3 separate regions of the Homo sapiens genome follow, and regions 2 and 3 are each linked to region 1. A link is an interaction called in ENCODE POLR2A ChIA-PET data of the cell type or tissue named here. Cell type or tissue: MCF 10A. All regions are shown on one strand. Region 1 overlaps LOC107984696 (a long non-coding RNA gene). Region 2 has its middle 170 kb from the start of BCL11B. Region 3 has its middle 240 kb from the start of LINC02914.

The links. ChIA-PET counts read pairs that join two places held together with the same protein. Peaks named below come from ENCODE experiments on the same cell type or tissue, not always from the same donor. Only the 100,000 strongest peaks of a DNase experiment are listed, where the experiment ranks them.
Region 2: POLR2A ChIA-PET joins it to region 1 with 13 read pairs; 2 of 35 experiments call an interaction of 5 or more read pairs at or near these places.
Region 3: POLR2A ChIA-PET joins it to region 1 with 14 read pairs; 4 of 35 experiments call an interaction of 5 or more read pairs at or near these places.

Annotation. Positions count from the first base shown.
Region 1 is chr14:99,034,102-99,039,101 of GRCh38, reverse strand. The region is part of intron 1 of LOC107984696 (a long non-coding RNA gene); the gene reads left to right. Among named protein-coding and RNA genes, the nearest start is that of BCL11B, 240 kb to the left of the region's middle. RefSeq lists an enhancer at 182-682. In MCF 10A, no CTCF peak of the experiment used is centred here; DNase peaks (open chromatin) are centred at 2,951 and 3,601.
Region 2 is chr14:99,097,539-99,102,538 of GRCh38, reverse strand. No RefSeq gene overlaps it. Among named protein-coding and RNA genes, the nearest start is that of BCL11B, 170 kb to the left of the region's middle. In MCF 10A, no CTCF peak of the experiment used is centred here; a DNase peak (open chromatin) is centred at 3,078.
Region 3 is chr14:98,951,335-98,956,334 of GRCh38, reverse strand. No RefSeq gene overlaps it. Among named protein-coding and RNA genes, the nearest start is that of LINC02914, 240 kb to the right of the region's middle. In MCF 10A, no CTCF peak of the experiment used is centred here; DNase peaks (open chromatin) are centred at 2,104, 2,544 and 3,564.

The DNA of each region.
Region 1 (5,000 bases):
AGAGGGAACCCCAGGGGGCGAAAGTTGACATGGATTAATTGTGAAAATCCATTTCTTATCAAACAGGATTATTTTGGGTACAAGTGACAGAAACCCCACTTGAAATGGCTTAAGGATAAAATGGAATGCATTAAAGTCCAAGGAGATAAGTCTAGCTTCAGGCATGGCTGGATCCAGATGTTCAGACACAGTGACAATCACCCCCACCTGACTCTCCCTCTCCCTCTCCCTCTCCTTCTCCCTCTCTCTCTCTCCCTCTTTCTCTCTCTCCCTGACATATCCCCACACTTCTGCTTTTCTCTGTGTTGGCTTCATTTGCTACAAGGTGGCAGAGATGGCACAAGCAGCTCCAAACTTAGCAGCTCATTCAGCCTTGAGGAAGGAGGCAGCACATTTCTCAGTCATTCCAGCTAAGGGTCTGGAGTATACTTCCTGTGACTGACTCACTTCGGCTTCATGTCTGTCTCTGAGGCCATCTACGGTCATTTGGTGGTCAGGCTCTCGTTGGCCAGGCCTGGGTCATGTGCCCACCTTGGAGCTGGGGATGGGGCAGCCTTGGCCAACCCACATGGCCCAGGCATAGTTAAGGGGAGGGTGGCTGGTCAGACGAAAACACATCCATCACCCACCATGCCTGGCCCATTATTGTGCTTTCCCATCATGCTCTGCATTTGTGGGGGGCCATTAGGGTGGTTAAGTAAGGGACCTGGTCAAGGAGAATGTGGCCCTCATCCCTGTCCCCTGTCCTGTCCCTGTCCCCTGTCCTGTCCCTGTCCCGTGTGTGTGTGTGTGGCTTGGGGAACAGATAGACAAACTTTCATTGTCAGATCTTACGGAAGGAACTTCCTTTCTTCCAGCTGCATCACATCCGGTGCAGTCTCTGGGAGGGGCGGAGGAGTCTCCTTTATTGAATGTGTTTTTCTGTCCTGCAGAGAGGCCACATCAGTGGTGTCAGGGTTGGATTCCCATCCTTGCCCTGCTTCTTACAGCACATGCATCCCTGGCCCGGCCACTTCGCCTCACTCCCTTTGCAGGCCCTTGAGAAGACCAAGCTGGGTCTGAGCTCTGGCTGCCCCGGGCCCTGGGAGAGGCTCAGGGCCTGTCGGAGACTCTGCCTTCCCCAGCCTCAGATGGTCCCCTGTCGGGGAGATGGGGAACTGCTTTCTTTTTTTTAAACCAATGCTTAAAATGGTGGTGAAATAGACATAGAATTGACCATCTCAGCAGTTTTTCAGTAGCATCAAGTACATTCACATTGTTGTGTCCCATGAATGGTACATCCATCTAGAATACCCTAAGGAATACGGGGAGAGGGAACCCCAGGGGGCGAAAGTTGACATGGATTAATTGTGAAAATCCATTTCTTATCAAACAGGATTATTTTGGGTACAAGTGACAGAAACCCCACTTGAAATGGCTTAAGGATAAAATGGAATGCATTAAAGTCCAAGGAGATAAGTCTAGCTTCAGGCATGGCTGGATCCAGGTGTTCAGACACAGTGACAATCACCCCCACCTGACTCTCCCTCTCCCTCTCTCTCTCTCCCTCTTTCTCTCTCTCCCTGACATATCCCCACACTTCTGCTTTTCTCTGTGTTGGCTTCATTTGCTACAAGGAGTTCTCCTTTCGTCCTCCCAAACAGAAACTCTGTCCCCATTAAATAACACCTCCCCATTCCCCACTCCCCCAGCCCCTGGAAGTCTCCATTCTGGTTTCTGTCTATGATTTTGACCACTTTGGGTATCTTGTATAAATGGAGTCTTACAGTATTTATCCTTTTGTGTCTGGCTTATTTCACCTAGCATAGTGTTTTCAAGGTTCACCCACGTTGTAGAACACACCAGAATCTCCTTCCTTTTTAAGGCGGAACCATATTCCACTGTACATATACACCATGTCTTATTTACTCATTCATCTGTCCAGGGACTCTGGCGCTGCTTCCGCTGTCTTTGGGCCTTTCGGCTATTGTGAAAAGCGCGGCTGTGTGCACGGGTGTGCAAATATCTGTTGGAGATGCTGCCTCTCATTTTCTGGGTGTATACCCAGAAGCGGAAGTGCTGGGACCAATGATCATGCTATTTTTAGTTTTTTGAGGAACTGCCATTCTGTGGGAACAGTTTTTAAAAGCCCTTGGTTCCATCAGCAAGGGTTGATAAATCAGGGCAAAAAAAAAAGATGAAGGAAAAAAGAAGAGGCCCTACTTTTGGGGGCTGAGATGGCAGCGGTGACAGGGAAAAGGATGTATTTTGACTAGCAAGCCAAGCAAGCGTCATCCAGGTGCTGGGCAGGGTGGCGGAGGGAGGGGCCGGGAGGAGCGCAGAGCCTCGCGCCCGGATGCCCGGCCAGCTAGCAGCGCGGGCAGCGGCTTTATGTTGATGGCAAATTGTCACTTTGGCGGAATTCAGGAACGCTACTTATGTCATTAGGCGGCAATCTATAATTAACGCACTCAAGGCTGTGTGAAGGGTAGGATTCTTCCAGGGACAGCTAGAGCGATTCCACCTGCATCTTCTGGGAGCGGGGGTAAGTGGGGGTGTTCACTTCAGCCAGCAGCTGACACCTAATTAGTGGCAATTGTATTGTTCTGATGCCTCCTCCACCAGGAAGCCTCAGGACTCCCAGCTGGAAGGGAGGCTGTCTCAGAGGTGGAGACCAGCCAGAACAAAGAGCTGGAGAAGGAGGTCTGAGCCAGGAGAGCCTGGGAACCATGGGGAGTCCAGCTCATCTACAGAGTCATTTTTATTCCTGGCCATGGAGCCCTTGAATGCCAGGGTCAGGGATGGCTCAGTTCAGCCGGGCCCCAAAAGAGTGGACCAGACTTCTCCAGGGGTTAAGCAACTTTTAAAATGTCGACAGGGAGGGGAAAACATTGTGGAGCTTCCTGACCACGGGGCTGCCTGCAGCCCGGTTTCCCAAGCCATGGGCGGGCTTGGCGTCTGACTGTCCCCTCTGGAATGTCTGGGCTGCAGCCGGGGCTTGCTCTAAATGAGAAACAGGCGGGAGGGGCTTAGCGGGCCTGGCAGGTCGTGGCCAGCTCCTCGTGCGGTCTGGGCAGGGCTGCTTGGCACGGGCCGCCGAGGAGGACGCACTGGCTGTGCAGGCGGCCCTCCCACCAGCATGGAAGGCTTGGGGGGCCCTGGGCCAGCCTGTTCAGGCCAGCGCCTGCACGGAGGGAGGGCAGCCATCTCAGGGACTGCGGCAGAGCACCGCCCTGGAGGGCAGATGGAGCTGGTTCTGCTTCTGGCCCGGCCCCTTCTCCTTCTGCAACCTTGGGAACACGGTTCACAGAGCCTCCGTTTGCTCACATTGGAAATGGAAGCAACAACGCCTCCCAAGGTGGTGAGGTGACCGTGTCTCACGGAACAGAGGTGGTACGAGTGGGTGACACTTCATAGACAGCTGATACCTGCAAAGATCTAGGAGGCTGGCCCAATATCCTGGTTTTATAGCTGTGGGAACTGAGGTTCAGAGAAGTTTGGGACTTTACCCATGGTCACACAGCAAGATATAGGCAAAGAGATTCTTCTCTAATCCACGGATTCCCCAAATCAGCACTTTTTGCTAGAGCCCAGCCCACAAGAGTGTTTTCTGGCTCCCTCCCAGCCTGGCTCTGTCCTCTCTTCCTCTTCCCAGCCCAGGCTTGGTCATGGTAATCTACACTTGCCTAGAGCTTCCTGGTTTCCAGCGTGCTTCCCTGTACATTTTCTAATGCCAGGGGATGGAGAGTCTCAGAAGTCCCCAGGAGCTTCCAGATCAGCGTTGGCCCTGAAATCTGGGGTGGCTCAGATCAAACCCCCCTACCCACCGCTCTCCCACCTCCCAAGTGGTGAAATCTAGTTTCAGACTTTCTGCTAGCGGATGTCCGTTACACATTTTGCAAAAGGCCCAGGAAATGGCATTTCTCCTTCTCAGTAATCCTCCCCGTCAGCCCAGGCTGTGTTCTTAGTTCGCTTTACAGATGAAGAGCCCAAAGGGTTCAGTGACCCACCAAAGGTCCCCCAGGTGAAGTGGGGAAGCTGGGATTCAAGCCAGAGCTGCCTGTGGGTGGCGCTGCTGCCTCCGCACAATCAAGGCTGTGGAAGGTGGAGAAAACGCCTGCGGGCCTCCATGTCCGACCCCTCCCAGGGGAAGAGAGCATGAGGACTTGGGTTTAGGTTGCTTATCCGTGTGCGACCTTGGGGATGCGACTCAATCACTTTGAACCTGTTTCTCCATCAGAGGTTGGGGTAATGATACACAGAATACATAGATGTGAAGACAGGAAGGGGGCCGCGGAGGGCACCCCGTGTAAACCCTGAGACGTCTGGTGTCTGGGGAGGTGTGCATGGCCCTGGGCGGGCGGGGCTTCAGGAGGGGTCTCCCAGGCCAGATTCTAGGGGAGCTCGGAAGCTTAGGACAGAAGAGGATTTTATCCTCTTGGTGGCACGAGACTGAGGGTTTTAAGTGGGAGGTGACGTGATCTCTTGGTGCTTTGGAAAGATCAGCCTGTTAGCCAAGTTGGAGACGGTGGCCTGGAGGGTCAATATGGGCGCAGAAAGAGCAGGGAGGGGGAGGGGCAGAGGGAGGGAGGGAGGAGGAGGCAGCAAGGGGCGCCTTTGTCCTCCGCTTCCCCTCTTCCCTTCTCCCTCTCCCTTCCTTCTCTTCCTCCCTCCTTTTCCTCCCCCTCCCCTTTCTTTCCCCTTTCCTTAAAAGATAGAGTCCAGAGTGTCTAAGTCAGTACCCTATTGGAAGTTTGGGGTTCACTTCCATAAAAGAGATGGCGCTGGTTGTGACTAGGGAGGAGGCATCCTCATGGTTAGGACTGGGGCCGAGCAGCTCCTCACCTTCCTGCCATTTCCTCTTCCTGCTTCCCAGAAGCGCCAGTGCCCCAGCCCCTGAAACGTGTCCACTGGACCCCGGGTTGGGCCAGCAGATGACCTTTCAGAGGTCCCCGAGGTCGGCTTATCACAGGACAGTGGAAACTGTCCTTAGGAGTCCCTCACTGTAATGCACGACACCC
Region 2 (5,000 bases), 63 kb before region 1:
ACTTGCAATCATGGTGGAAAGAGAAGGGGGAGGAGCAGTGTCCATGACCAGAGCAGGAGGAAGAGGGAGGGGGGGAGGTGCCACACTTTTAAACAACCGGATCTCATGAGAACTCACTCAATATCATGAGAACAGCACCAAGGAGATGGCATCAAACCATTCCTGAGAAATCCACCCTCATGATCCAATCACCTCTCACCAGGCCTCACCTCCAGCACTGGGAATTATAATTCAGCATGAAATTTGGTTGGGGACACACATCCAAATCCTATCACAAACAAACAAGCAATAAGAACACAGCAAACCCCATTTTCTCTCTCAAGGAAATAACCATTTATAATGTAAAGTAAGCGGCAAAGCCGACTAACTGAAAGAGTTAAATGAAAAAATAAGGAGGATTAGGAGGTGCAGGGGAAGCCAGTTAAACTTGTTTTTTTTTTTTAAGTGATTTTTTTTTTCCTCTCTCTCTTTTTTTTTTTGCGAGAGGCCTAGGTTTGCAGTCTGCAGAGCTATCTACAGGGCTGGCAGGAGACTCCTGAAAAGAAACCAGAGAAGCTTGCTGACAAAAGACTGGAATTCTGGTATCTCTTTTGTTTTCACCCAAGTCTGTGGCCACTGACATTCCTCTTTTCCACCACGGGTGGATAATAAGCCCCCTTCTCAGGAATCGAAATGCACTTATACATTTTAATGTGACCTTAGACAGCGCTGTTCAGAAATCACAGGCCCATCTGACTACACTTGAGGTTGAATTGAGCTAATGGTATTCACCTCATCTTTAGATGCAAAATTGGAAGATAAAAAGACCTTGATGTGAAAAGAAGGGGGGGATATGAGGGAGGTGGGGGGTGGACGGGTTGCGGGGGGCAGGAGGGGGGAAGCAGATTAGAGATACTGCTTAAAAATCACGTGATTGCGCGTTGATAACGAAATGTCTCCTCTTTCCAAAATCCCCCATGGGCTCGAGAGATGTCCTTATTCTTTTATTTTTAACGATAGAATCTTTTTATTCCTGAGCTGGGGAAATTTGAATGTTGCTGCATATGTGGCCAGGAGATACATTGACCTTTAGCAAATCTTATTTAAAAAAAAACCCAGATTGAACACTTATTGCAATATTCCAGCCCTGTAAGATGAAAAGAGAGAGAGAGGAGAGGAGAGAGAGAGAGCACTTTCTTCCTCTGTAATCAGATGTGGATTAAATTTATTAAAGATGCTGTGTCTCCTTTTAAATGACTGGCAACCCTCTTTCTGAATTATCAGGAGCTGGCTGGAGACACGGCACCCTTCTGATTTCATCTTAAGATGACAGAGAAAAGTCTAAAATGGGAGAAAACTTGGTTCCTCTCTGTTGCTCTTTGGCTAAAACTTGGTTTTCATACATTGAGCCAAATGCATTCAGGGGCCCATGGTGAGGCCCAGAAGGGGGTGAGGGGAAATGGGAGGGTGGGGGCACAGGGTGTGGTCTGATCAGCTTCCCACGAAAGAAGCTGGGAGGGAGCCCCAGCAACTCACATGAAATGCGCAACCCCTAGAGACAGGCTCATTTCCAGCTTTGACGTGCCCGCTGTCTGTCAAGGGCCCAGTGAATGCTTCCCACCCCTAGGGCTCAGCCGCCTCCAGGACCAAGGGGCCCATTGGGCAATCTATCACGGAGCACACCTGGTCTGCCCAAAGGACACAGCAGGTAGGGAGGGGTGGGTGGGGAGGGCGGGCTGGGGAGCGGTTGGCAGGGAGAGTGGGACCCCAGGTTAACTCCAGAGAATGGATCCAAATTGCTCAGACAGGACCTCAGGCCTCTGGGCGTATCCATCCAGAGGGTTGTACATAATTTATCCATGTAGAAAGGGTGACAGATTGGGATGGTCTGGCCTTTGGCTTTCAGCTTGTCTGTATTTATAGAATTGGATGCTTGGGCCTGCAGGCCATTGCACTCTGACTTTAAAATTGGGCATGCTGACTCAGGTACAGGTGGTGCATGGAATTGTTTTTGTTTTCTGTTTTTTTAATTTTTTAAGACATGGAGATCTTGTTTGCTCCCATTTATCACAACCATGAAGCTGCTGTGGGGACATTTCTCCATCTTTCTGAGAGTGAGGGGCCTCCGTATGTCTTCGTGAAGGATGTCCCTGTAAAAGGGAAATTCTGAAGCACATTTCTAGTTCCCATAGAATTTCCTTTGTGGGTCCTTGTTTGGGAAGAGAAAGTGGCAATCCAGGGTCACTGTGTCCCATGGTATAATTGTAGCAGAAGGTTGGCTATGGCAAGCCCACTTAAAACCTGCATTTATGAGAGTTCAAAATTCACCCACCCTACAGAGAAAACACTATAGTTCTAATTTTCCCTTAGCTTAGAATTCATTCATTCATAAGGAAATTCCAGACTAAAAGATGAGTTTGCCTAGAACGTCTGGGTATTTAATATGTGTGTGGAATGAATGGAAAGGTGAATAAATGCCTGAGTGAATAACCGAGTGGAGTCTACGCCCAGTGACAGTGAAAGTCACACTAAGCACAGGCATTTCAGTGAGTGCTGAAAGCGAGAGATGAGTGAATGAGTGAGGGAGTAGATTTCAGACTGAGGGGAAAGTGAGCAGGACACAGTAGGTGCTTCTTAAAATACATTTCGAGTGATTGAGGGGGTGCGGGACAAGCTCCACGGGCATGTGGTAAAGTCTCCAGGACAGGATGGTGAATGAATGGATGGTTTTACTTTCCCCATAAGGAGCTCGTGGGCGGGTGGGTTACCCCTTCCCACTGCTAGAGGAATAGCTCGGGTTGCTCCAGATCTCCTGAAGTCAAGTTCAAAGCAAGCTGTGTCTGGGTCCCAGTTGCAAGACTGCCCCTCTGTTCTGGGATGTTCTGCTGTTCCTCCTTGGAGTCCTCGTCCTCGGGGCTTGGCCCTGGTGGCGGGATGGGTTGGCTTGCTTCCTAAACAGCACACCTGTAGAGCACGCCGCCCGGCTTGGTGCTGGGAATCTCCTAGAAAAAATGAGAGTTCCCACCCCTGCCCTCCAGGGCCTGAAAGCTTTCTTTCCGTTGCGTGCCTAGAGCCCAAGGGAGAGCCAGCAGTGCTCCTCCTCACCTTGTCCTGACCAGTCCTCAAAAATGCAGTCTTGGAGGCGTGGAGGCTAGGGAGGGGCACTTGGTCAATCCCTTGGACCGGGGCCACCTCGCCTGAAGAATCCTTCAGTTTGGATGCTCCTGCCAGGGGTTCTGAGACACTGGCCTGGGTCCACCTGACCCAGCCAGGCCACCTTGGTGGGGCGAGGATGGGGTGGGGTGCAGGGTGGGGCCGTGGTTAGCTGTGGCACTAGCGGGGGCTGACTTCTCCCACCCCAGGAATGTGCTGACAGTTCTGAGTATAGAATCCCCAACCTTTGTCAGCAAATCGCAATCTAAAAATGTTACAAAACTCCTACAAGAATGACAGATCATCTGTGCACATGGCTACTTACAAGCTGGACTTATTAGGATTGTGTTTGTGGAAGAAGAGGGCTGGCAGGGGCATTAGTGAACACGGTTGGGTTTCTGGACCCACAATTCATCTTGAGGTGTGAGACTTTGGGCCATAGACTGTCCCTTCTGAGCATTGGTTTCCCCTTTCTAATGAGAAGGCCTGTGCCGTGGGGGAGTCGGGGGGAGTGCGGGCGTGCTCTGAGGAATGGAGATACTCGTGTGAATGGCTGGGCATAGAGTAAAAATGTGATGGGCAAATGGTGGTGATTTTTGTTTGTAGAATTCTGTGTTTAATAATGAAAAAGAAAGAAGGAGAAGAAAGAGGAGGAGGAGGAAGAGGAGAAAATAATACTATTTCTTGAGTTCTTACTATGCACTAGTTTAAGCACTAAGCCCATTGCAACACTGTAGTGCATTACCCTAAAGTTACTATTAGGGTCCCCACTTGCCAGTTAGAGGAATGGGCTTAGTGAGGTGAGGTGATTTGCTTGAGGTCACACAGCTACTAACTGGCAGTGCTGAATTTCAAGCCCCACTCCGCCCAGGGTCTGTGTTCTCACCCACTGTGCAGTGGCCAAGTCTGGGTGGCTGGTGCCCACCATGGGAGAGGACATCTTGCCTAGGACCCTATCTTAGTGCCGTTGGGCCCAGGGAATAGGGTCAGAGCTGAAACACACGTGGTATGCATCTTAGGTGCTCATGAAGTGCCAACCACTTGTCTGACACAAAGGATTTAACAACTTGTGTCGGTGGGAGTCAGTGCAGAGTGCCCACAGCTGAGGGGCCCAGTGTATTCAAGGAGGGATTGAACTAGCAAATATACGCATGCTGGGAAAGCTGCCCCAAACACCGGCCCCAGTGAAAAGAGGCTTCCTGTATTTTGCCACACATATTTGGAGTGGAAATTATCGTTGAAGATAAAGGGCTGGGGTTGGAAGCAAAGCCTGCCCTGGCTGTGTTGCCTGTGGTGAAGAGTGCTGGTGGGAAGGGGTGAGGAGTGAGAGATGGGGGCCTACAGTGGGATCAATGGACTAAATGGATTTGGGGGCATGTGGTGAAACCCGACCAACCTTGGCCTTCAGTGAATGGGGAAGAAGGCTGGATCTAATAGCCCCATGTGATTTTAATGACTGTCCTGGGAAAAGTTTGCACTTTGGAGGAGGATGGGCTGGACTCCTGCAGTGACCGTCCACTAGCTCTGATCTTGGACAAGTCACTTACCCTCTCAGAACCTTCTTCTTTTCATTTGCAGAATCGGAAACATAATAAGCCTCCCCATATAGATGTCCGGGCTAAGATATTAAGTAATGGATGCCTAAAAAAGTACATTTTTGGCTGGGCACGGTGGCTCACACCTGTAATCCCAGCACTTTGGGAGGCGGAGGCTGGTGGATCACGAAGTCAGGAATTTGAGACCAGCCTGGTCAACATGGTGAAACCCCATCTCTACTAAAAAATACCAAAATTAGCCAGGCTTGGGGGCACGCTCCTGTAATCCCAGCTACTCAGGAGGCCGAGGCAGGAGAATTGCTTGATAGTCTG
Region 3 (5,000 bases), 83 kb after region 1:
CTCAAAATGCAATGTGTCCCGACCTCAGGCCAGCACCTGCCCTGCCAGCCTGCTGCTCCTTGTGGGTCTGGTGTGCCTGAGCCCCCTGTCATTCTCTCACCTCATTGGCCTCCTTCTCACCACTCCACCACCACCATCTTTCTGTCCTTCCCTTCCCTGCCCATGCCTTCTGTCATCCTTTCCCTTCTACCTGGAATCCCGTTCGAGCTGTCTTCTTCCTTGTCTCCTCAGGATTCTCTTGTGTGAAATGTTTTGTCTGAACCGCTGTGAACTTCATCTTTCTGAAGCTGTTTTTCACTTGTACTACTTTTCTGGTCAAAACTCCTCCATGGCTCCCCTTGCTAACAAGGGAAGGTCTTTCTACCTCCCTAACTTGGGAGTCATGGCTCCTTGCGACTGGGCTGTCAACTTCCCACGACAGTGCGAACTTCTCCTTCTCCCAGGCCACTCCCTGCTGCAATATGGGGCACACTTGTGGTGGCCAGAGCTGTCTAGGCACCCCGTAGACCGTGAGATCTGTGAGGCCAGGAGCAAATCTTACCTGTTCAGTGTGGGGAAGCTGTGCTAGTAGGTTCTCAACTCACCTTTGCCAAATGCTCCACTGAATGGTAGATGAACCAGCCCCTCTCCTAGGCGATCCATGATTCCTCCCTCTGTTGTCCTTCCTGCTGTTCTCCACCCTAGAACCTTCCCTCTCCTACATCCACACCTCACTATGGGTCCCATTTGAAGTCAGCTCTCTGCTCAGATGCCGCCCCCCGACTGGAAGAAGGGATGGTTTCAGTTTCCAATCAACCTCCACAACACTTTGTCTACCCCCCTCGAACAGTGCTCACTACTGTCAGCCTTAAATTATAGCTATTTATGATAAAATAAATAATAAGGGTGGTTGTTGAGTGCAGCCAGGCTCTCTTATTTGCAGGCCAGGCACCTTGTTGAAGCCACACGAGGACCTGGTTCATGTAGGTTTCAATGGGTCCTTTTTACAAAGAGGAAAACAGAGGTGCGGAGATGTTTATAGATATGCCTCCAGGGTGCGAGGCTAGTTTATTTCCGAGCCAGAGGCAGTGCACCTTAATTATGAGAGCTCAATGCTTGGATCTGAGAGCACCAAACTCTGGGCCTAGGACTTGCATTCATTCCCTCATTCATTCATTCACTCGCTTATTCATTCATTCATTCACTAATTCATTCATTCACTCATTCATGAGGGAATGCACAAATCAGTGAAACAAAAGAATTCCTTTGTTCACTAAACTAATATTAATTGAGTATTTTTCATGTGTCAGGCACATCCTAGCTGCTCAATGAGAGGTTTTCTGCTGTCTTTTCTTGAGGAGGAGGGAATGAACACATCGATACCTCTGGTCTATTGAATTAGGAAGCCAGTGGCTTAAAATCATCTTTTGAATTTCAGAGCCCTAAGCTGGTAACACTGAAAGGGACACATGTGATTGTTCTTATCCATGGGCTTATGTTACAGATGAGAACAGTGGGCCCGCTCAGGGAAGGGCTTGCTTGGGGCCACCCAATAGCTCCATGATCAAGCCTGGACTTGGCCCCTCTGGCTTTAGACTTACCATTTGTTGTTTTCCTTTCACCGACTAACTGCTCTTCACTGTGTCTAGGGGATGGGTATGAGTAACCCGGGCTTCCAGGACATGTATGACTTGAGTGAGATGTGGATTTGGGGGTGGACAAGAAAACAGAGGAGAGGAGAGATTTCACAATTTCTTATCAGGTCCTTGTCATCTTGTGTGCTGTGAGGGAGCCATCAGGGTTCCATTTCACCGATGGAAACCTGGACCTTAGGAGAAGGGAGCCCCCCAGGAGCATGCAGGGCTGAGTAGCACCAAAGCTCCCATGAGTGGAGAGGGTATGGCGGAGCCACCCGGAGAGAAGTTAGGCGCTTTTGCTGTAGTGATGGGGAACCTGGGTTTGAGCTCTGCCCCGCACTTCTGTGTGGCCGGGGCAGGGTATTTCACCTGTGTGCATCTCAGTTTGCTAGGGTATAAAATGGGGAACTGAAGCTTCTTACCTCATACACTTGTTGTGAGGATCCAATGAGTAATAACCCAGCCAGGACTCAAACCTGTGCCACACAAGTGAATGCTCATGGTTGGCTCGTATTTTTAATGTTATCATCAGAGAAACCTTTGGTTCCAGACCCAGGTCTGCCAATCACTCCCCAGGTGACCTTGGGCAAATCCGTTAAAGTTTCCGCGCCTCGGTTTCCTTATGTGTAAGATGAGGCAGACAGTAACCCCCAGCCATACCCCGAGATCCTGGTGCCACGAGCCTGGCCTCCTGCCCTGCTCCGGGAGCTGCTCAGCCAGCACAGGCGGCTCTTTCTGTTTCCACTTCTCCACCGAGATTGTTAGAGTTAAAAGGAAAGGAAGGGGTTTTGATGCTGAAGAAAGAGCTGGGGAATTAGGGGAGCTGGGAGTTAGCCCCGAGGAATTCTGGCTTTTGGCAGTTTTCCCTGAGCTTCTCTGGAAATGTTGGGTAGACACCGAATGTCCCTCTTGCTTCATCTGGCTGGGCATTGCGACATCGGCACAATGTGAAAAATAGAGCTGTCCTGGGAGAGCCGCCTTAGTCATGGGAACCTGGGGAACCTCTCCCAGGAGTGTCCTGCAGTTGGGGCAGGGCTTGGACTGCGGGATCGGCGGTTAGTCAGGGGCCTGGCCGGGGAAGACCTTGTTGTGCAGTTAGCCACTTGGCAGGAGCATCCCCGGCCTCTGCACAAACTCAGAGGTCTTGGTGTGCCCAAGAGAAAGTGGGGGGCTGCTCCTGCCCCCCATAAGCAGGGGAGGTCATAGCTAGGATTTCTGTGGCCTCCTCAGCAGGCCAGGAGGCATGGATCCAGCTTCTACTCCTAGCTCCTCCATCAACTTGCTGGGTGAACTTAGGCAAGGCTGGACCTCAGGGCTCCAATCTGTAAAAGGAAGTGATCAGACTTGGTCTCTGCCACCCATTTCAATTTTAAATTTCTCCAAGTTGAGTTCTCTGCTCCTCATCTAGGGTACATGGTGGGTTCCCAGTAGCTGTGATGTGAAGAAATGAATGAACAAATGATAGATCAAAACAGGAACCTCTCCACTTCTTTCCAGCCTACGGAATGCTTAGCTCAGAGATGAGCTCAGAGCAGAGCCGTCAGCAAATGCAAGGTGGCTGCAGAGACCAAGTGCAAAGATTCTTTTAGAGAGGCTCAAGTCGGCGGATTAGAACAAACCAATTAAGGGTGTTTGTGTATTTAGCATTTTGCACTCAAAATACTTACAGGGGAAGGGTAATCCTTTGAAATCAAACACATCTTGCCGGTTAATGTTGGTGTAAGTTTTTTTTGGAGGTAGGGCCCAGACATGGCGGCCAGAGCTCATGTGAAAAGGCAAATTATCTATACATGAGGTTATGGCTAATTACCTGAGATACCCTCCTCTGTTGAGTGAAAAACCCAGTTTTCATCAGTCCCGTATTACTTATGGCTGATGAGAGCTGCAATTGGCAAAGGCGTGTTTTTAGCTTATGACTCAGGGCTGAGTCAGGGTTGGGGACTGAGCTTTCTGTGGCCTCGAGCTGGGCTCCCCTTTTTTCCTGGAAAAGCCTAAACTGCTTGCCAATCCCTTTGACAGGGCTCTTGGACTTTCCTGGGAGGCTCAGCATGTTTTTTTTTTTTTTTTTTTTGTTAAGATGTATTTTCTTTTTTTCTTTCTAATTTTTCATTTTAGGTTTGGGAGGTACATGTGCAGCTTTGTTACATGGGTAAATTGCACGTTGTGGGGGTTTGGTGTACAGATTATTTTGTCATTCAGGTGACTGGCATAATATCTGAAAGATAGTTTTTCAATCCTCATTGTCCTCCCACCCTCCACCCTCAAGTAGGTCCCATGATCTATTGTCCATTTCTTTGTGTCTATGTGTACTCAATGTTCGGCTTGCACTTTAAAGTGACAACATAAGGTATTTTGTTTTCTGTTCCTGTACTAATTCACTTAGGATAATGACCTCCAGCTCCATTCATGTCATAGCAAAGGACATGATTTCATTCTTTTTTGTGGCTGCATAGTATTCCATGGTGTATATGTACCATATTTTCTTTATCCAGTCCACTGTTGCTGTGCAGCTAGGTTGATTCTCTATGCTTGCTATTGTGCATAGTGTTGTGATGAACAGACCAGTGCCTGTGTCTTTAGGGTAGAATGATTTCTATTCCTTCGGGTGTATATACCCAGTAATGGGATTGCTGGGTGGAATGGTAGTTCTGTTTAAAGCTATTTGAGAAATCTCCAGACTAGAGTACCTGGATTTAAGCTCCTGGCTTCCAAGCTGGGGGTAGTGGGGGGCGGATGTGGCCAGTTTGCCTTCAGCCCCATGTGGCTTCCTGAGCTGGGTGCGCCTGTTCCCACCCATGCGTCAACCTGTTGACTGTCCTGAGACGCCAGTGTTAACTTCTCCTTCAGAAAGGTGAAGAAACTGAGGCCTTGGCTTTGAAGTGGTGCAGCATGGATTTGAACTCAGCGTTTCCTGACCAGAACCGCTTTTTTTCTCCTCATTGCCTTTGGGGGCCTCACTCAGGTTACCTGCAGGGTGGAAGGTGCTAAGTGGCCTCAAGAAGGTGGGTCTCACTTCTTCAAGCTGCACCACTGTGGCTCAGGGCTGAACAAGTTTGTGATTCCATCTGAAGGGCTTTGAGGACATGCCAAATTATAAAATATGGAAGATTTTCCAGGTGGGGAGAAAGGACTTTGTCATCCATCCTGGCCTTGCTTCTGCACTGATGGATGGATTGACCATTTGGTCGTGTTTGTGAGACTGTTTTCCCATCTTGTTTATCTTCTCACACACGATCACCTCTGCCTTTGAGTTGTCTCCCAGGCCTGACTCTACAATGCTGGCTTGGAGGGTCAATGGGCATCCTGAGCAAATGCTGCCCCGTGTAAATGTATGGCGAGCTCCCTGCATGGGCCCTCAGGAAATGTCCATTTCCCTCCTGGCCT